Linked DNA regions of Homo sapiens: region 2 is linked to region 1. Evidence: read pairs that join two places in POLR2A ChIA-PET (ENCODE). Cell type or tissue: Panc1. All regions are shown on one strand. Links, peaks and the distances in the headings refer to the core of each region. The heading gives the core; the rest is flanking DNA.

Region 1 (2,913 bases), core at 171-2,670:
TCTTCTGTTAGATCACACGACAAGCCTATGCTGTTCCTGCCAGCACTGCTGATCAATCCCCTCTTCCAGCCAACGTGCCACTCTGCGCGGCAGTCGCCCTCCTTTCCCCACTGCACGATTAGGAACCGTTTCAGTGTTCTCAGCTTTTCCTTCCTGTGCCTGTCATTTCCCCCACGAACACAAGCTGCTTTGCAGTCCTAGTCACACACATGGCACCGTTCCTGAGACAGGTCGTACGTATGGTGCTGATCAAATTCGCTGCGCCAAGTTGCCAGGACTTTCTGGAACAAATAACATTTCACATTCAGCTCCTGGAGCACCCCCGAAACCAGACCTCCTAAAGTCTGCTTCATTTCCATCAGAGCTTTTGAGTCCCAGATTTCATTCTGGGGGATGAGTGATCAGAGATTTTTAAAGCCACGCTGACTCTTGCCCTCATTTTTAGCTTCCTGGGACCACTGGACTCAGTGCCTCCTGGGGTCTTGGGCTCCAAAGAACATCACTGAGTCGTGTTTCTAATTAAGGAACGCTGGAGAATTCCCCACACATCTCCACTCTTCCAGGAACTCACGTCTACCCCTCTCCCCGTGTATTTTTCTTCACAGACAACTCAGAAGAACACACGGGTTCTCCTATTCTCTATGGCCCAGTCTGTGTCCAGCATGGCAGGCAAAAAGGCCTGGAATCTCATGTTGTTGTGACTGGAGCCTGTTGCTGGCACAAAATCAACTATACAGATCTATGTTGATCATCAAGACAAACAGAACTATCTTCTCGGTGATGTTGTTGCTTTTTTTGTGGGGGGATAGAAACAGTGCAAGTCAGGCCTGGCTGTCTGTGTAGCAGAAGAGGAAATGGGTTCCCTCTGAACAAATTTTTTTTAAAAACTTTCTGTCCAGGCACAGTGCCTCATGCCTGTAATCTCAGCACTTTGGGAGGCCAAGGCAGGCAGATCACCTGAGGTCAGGAGTTCAGCCTGGCCAACATAGCAAAACCCTGTCTCCACTAAAAATACAGAAATTAGCTGGGCGTGGTGCCACAGGCCTGTAATCCCAGCTATTCCGGAGGCTGAGGCACTAGGATTGCTTGAACCCAGGAGGCAGAGGTTGCAGTGAGCCAAGACCACGCCTGTCTCAAAAAAAAAAATTAAACATTAAAAAGATTAACTTTTTAATGTTTAATTTTTGTGGGTACATAGTAGGTGTATATATTTATGGGTTGCATGAGATACTCTGGATACAGGTATGCAATGCATAATAATCACCTCATGGAAAACGAGGTATCTGTCCCCTTAAGTATTTATTTTTTATGTTATAAACAATCCAGTTATACTCTTTTCATTATTTTTAAAAGTGCAGTTAAATTATTATTGACTATAGTCACCCTGTTGTGCTATCAAATATTAGGTCTTATTCATTCTTTCTATTTTTTTTTTTTGTACCCATTAACCATCCCCACTTCTCCCCCACCCATCTTCCCTCTGAAAAAATTCAGACAGTCTTCCTGGGTTAGTGGGGAATGGATTGTACCTCCTGCAGTGCTCCTTGAAGACAATTTGAGAGATGTGTTCTCTGCGATAAACCAAAGAATTTGAAATCTTGGGCTTGCAGGTTGAAAAATACATAGTATCCTCATGTATGTTCATTACTTAGTGTTGGATGAGGTTTCCAAAGCCATATGTACAAATTCTAGAGTTAAAAACAAAAGCTGTCAGAGTGGGGAATAACGTCATTCAACTTGGCCATGCAATTTGCCTCTTGTCCCAATAATATATGTTTTGGTAAAATAACATTTGAGGGACAAAAAGAGGATGCCAGATCTAAATTAATTTTAGAACAAAGTAATATATGCCAGGCATGGTGGCTCACGCCTATAATCCCAGCACTTTGGGAAGCCGAGGCGGGTGGATCACCTGAGGTCAGGAGTTCAAGACCAGCCTGGCCAACATGGCAAAACTCCGTCTCTACTAAAAATACAAAAATTAGCCATGCATTGTGGCAAGTGCCTGAGGGAGGCTGAGGCAGGAGAATTGCTTGAACCCAGGAGGTGGAGGTTGCAGTGAGCCGAGATCACGCCACTGCACCCCAGCCTGGGTGACAAGACACTCTGTCTCAAAACACACACACACACACACAAAAGTAATATAAAGAAGCAAACACAGGTGAAATACCCAAAGGTTATTATTTACAGATGTCTCATATTTTCAAAGCCCCCAACTTGGCAGCTGTCTTTCCCAGACCCTGTGTAGCATGTTAAAAACTGCTGATTAGGCCGGGCACAGTGGCTCACGCCTGTAATCCCAGCACTTTGGGAGGCCGAGGCAGGCGGATCACCTGAGGTCGGGAGTTCGAGACCAGCCTGACCAATATGGAGAAACCCTGTCTCTATTAAAAATACAAAAATCAGCTGCGCATGGTGGCGCATGCCTGTAATCCCAGCTAGTCGGGAGGCTGAGGTAGGAGAATTGCTTGAACCTGGGAGGCAGAGGTTGCGGTGAGCCGAGATTGCGCCATTGCACTCTAGACTAGGCAACAAGAGTGAAACTCCGTCTCAAAAAAAAGAAAAAAAACAAAACTGCTAGTTAACTCTTAGAGTGTCACAGACTTGTAAACTGCATGATTTGTTTAGTATCAAATAAAAACCAGAGCCTTTCTGATTTAAACCAACACTCCTTTCCCCAGGTTTTATCTCATTTATGTGGGGCACAGAAAGTTGCAGCCTTTCCAACATAAACCTCTGCCAGCACCAGCTCATATTAAGTAAATGTGTGGGATCAACAACGGAGCGCTGTTGACATTTTTTCAGGCCCCTCCCATGCTTGGGTCATCAGGATCCAAGCCTCTCCCTGAGCTTCCAGCTCTAAAATTATATGACTCTAGTTACTTTGGCAGCTATTCAGAGGAAAAAGAAAAT
Region 2 (2,913 bases), core at 219-2,718, 230 kb after region 1:
CTAACATAAAGATTATGCTTTATATGTTTAGCTACTACAATGATTGGTGAACATGACTTATGATTGTTATACCTCTGTTATCAATTTGCCTTTTGTCATTACATATTAATATGCATGCTGTTTGGACCGCTAATAGGACCGCTAGACTTGACTTCTTTTGATTTATATTTATCTGGTGGATCTTTTTTTTTTTTTGAGATGGAGTCTCGCTCTGTTGCCCAGGCTGGAGTGCAGTGGCACGATTTCAGCTCACTGCAACGTCTGCCTTCAAGCGATTCTCCTGCTTCAGCCTCCCAAGGAGCTGGGATTACAGGTGCCTGCACCACACCTGTATAATTTTTTTGTATTTTTAGTAGAGAAGGGGTTTCACCATGTTGGCCAGGCTGGTTTCGAACTCCTAACCTCAGGTGATCCACCCGCCTTGGCCTCCCAAAGTGCTAGGATTACAGGCGTGAGCCACCGTGCCCGGCAGTATCTTTTTACATATCCTCTGAAGTTTAACTTTTCTTTCTCACTTTGTTTAAAGTGAGTTTCTTTTGTTTGTTTGTTTGTTTGTTTGAGGCGGAGTCTCCCTCTATCACCCAGGCTGGAGTGCAATGACATGATCTGGGCTCACTGCAACCTCTGCCTCCTGGGTCCAAGTGATTCTCCTGCCTCAGCCTCCTGAGTAGCTGGGATTACAGGCATGTGCCACCACGCCCAGCTAATTTTTGTATTTTTAGTAGAGACAGGGTTTTGCCATGTTGGCCAGGCTGGTCTTGAACTCCTGATCTCCAGTGATCCGCCCGCCTCAGCCTCCCAAAATGCTACGATTACAGGTGTGAGCCACAGTGCCTGGCCTAACGTGGGTTTCTTAAGTAATATGTGTTTGGGTTTTGATTTTTAAATCACACCGTCAGTTGCCACTAGTTATTATCCTACTACTTTCTGATATTAAAGTTGTAGTTAGAAATCTAAAGCCAGTCTTAATCTTTTTCTATGTAAACAATTTGTTCTTTCTATCTAGAAGACTGTAGAACTTTGTCATTACCCTTGGAATTACAACACAGTAATGGAATCTCTAGTGTGTTCCGGTTTTCATCCCCTGTTCCTTGAAACTCAAAGAATTCTGAGGATGAAACTCTTTCTTTAGCTCTGTAAAATTTTCTTCACCTGTTTGTTTAAATATTGTCTCTCCTCCTTCGATTGCTTTACTCTTCTGAAATTCCTATTTATTTACAAGTTACAACTTCTAGATCCATCTTCTGGTTCCTTTATATTTGCTTTTTTGATGTCTGACTTTAAATGTTTGCTTTTTTGAGAGATTTCTTTCCCTTGTACTTCCAGACCTCTGTTCACTTCTCAATAGTTACCATACACTTTTTCAGTACATCTGCTATATTTTTAAACTTAAAAAATCATGTTCTTGAGTTCCAGTTTAACGCTGTAATTGAAGCTCCTCAATTGCACTAATTACTTTTTCTGTTCAAGTTGCCATGCCCTTTTTCAGCAGTTCTATTTTGCTGGCAACCGCCATTTCTGGATGCTCTGCTCACTCTTCCCCATTCTGGCTTTGTTGTTCCTTTGCCTATGTTATTCACCTGGGGCCAGGTCTTCAGCAGCAGCTATCTCTTGAGTACAGGAGGCTCCATGGTCTCTGATCCTGTAGACAGACAAGTCCTCAGCTGGAAAATGCTTATCTTATCTTCTCTGCTCCCCAGTTTCCTTAGCTACAAAGGTTAATTTTCTCTTAGTTGTAAAGATACAAAGTCTTTTTTTTTTGTTTAAATTTTAAAAATAATTGAGATGGAGTCTCGCCATGTTGCCCAGGCTGTTCTCAAACTCCTGAACTCAAGCAATCTACCCGCCTCAGCCTCCTAAAGTGCTGGGATTACAGGTGTGAGCCACCAAGCTTGGCCAAAGATACAAAGTCTTATTTCATTCGCCACTCCTTGAGGGCCAGAGAGACCAGCAAGTCCTTCTAGGTATAGTTGTGTCAGCTGTAGGCTGGGTTGCTGGGTAGAATATATTACATGGGACAGACTTACATAAAAAGAATTATTCATTATTGATCTAAAATTCAATTTTTGTTTTGTTTTGTTTTTGAGACAGGGTCTCACTCTGTCACCCAGGCTGGAGTGCTGGAGTGCAATCAGAACTCACAGCAGCCTTGACCTCTTGGGCTCAAGCAATCCCTTATCCTCAGCTCCCTGGAGTAGCTGGGATTATAGGTACGCACCACCATGCCTGGCTAATTTTTGTATTTTTTGTGGAGATGGGGTTTCCCTTTGTCGCCCAGGCTGGTGAAGTTGGAATTTAGCTGTGTGTTCTTTCTCTCTTTTGGGTAAATTTGGCTGCCCTAAGGCCAGGCGTGTTGGCTCATACCTGTAATCCCAGCAATTTGAGAGACTGAGGTGGGCGGATCACTTGAGGTCAGGAATTCAAGACCATCTTGGCCAACATTGTAAAACCCCCGTCTCTACTAAAAATACAAAAATTAGCCGGGCGTGGTGGCAGTTGCCTGTAACCCCAGCTACTTGGGAGGCTGAGGCGTGAGAATCACTTGAACCCTGGAGGCGGAGGATCAGTGAGCCCGAGATCACACCACTGAACTCCAGCCTGGGCAACAGAAAGAGACTGTCTCAAAAAAAAGAAAAAAAAATTGGTCTGCACTGATCAGCTGGGTTGTTCTCCTTCTTGTCTTTTCTCTTGTCTATGGATCCCATGGGCCAAGCTCTCTTCAGTAACCTCAGAGCTCTGACCCTTGCCTCAAGGTACCTCTCAGGCCCCAAGCTCTCTCTGGCCTGAAGGATGCTCCGGCCCAGGTCCAGTACAGGCCCTCTCTGTATTGAATCCCCACAGCACCTAAAACCCTGCATGCCCTTCCTTCTGCCTCCTAGGCTCCATTTGAGAAGGAGTTACAGTTACATGGAG

What was found. Peaks named below come from ENCODE experiments on the same cell type or tissue, not always from the same donor. Only the 100,000 strongest peaks of a DNase experiment are listed, where the experiment ranks them.
Region 2: POLR2A ChIA-PET joins it to region 1 with 5 read pairs; 2 of 35 experiments call an interaction of 5 or more read pairs at or near these places.

Annotation. Positions count from the first base shown.
Region 1 is chr4:169,059,892-169,062,804 of GRCh38, forward strand. It overlaps LOC105377527 (a long non-coding RNA gene), which reads right to left. Exons shown (of 5, transcript XR_939429.3): 4 at 1,530-1,688; 5 at 1-281. Among named protein-coding and RNA genes, the nearest start is that of CBR4-DT, 51 kb to the left of the region's middle. In Panc1, for the core only: no CTCF peak of the experiment used is centred there; no DNase peak of the experiment used is centred there; H3K27ac peaks cover 458 bases.
Region 2 is chr4:169,289,766-169,292,678 of GRCh38, forward strand. All of the region lies in intron 2 of LOC105377529 (a long non-coding RNA gene), which reads right to left. Among named protein-coding and RNA genes, the nearest start is that of SH3RF1, 20 kb to the left of the region's middle. RefSeq lists a silencer at 574-738. In Panc1, for the core only: no CTCF peak of the experiment used is centred there; no DNase peak of the experiment used is centred there.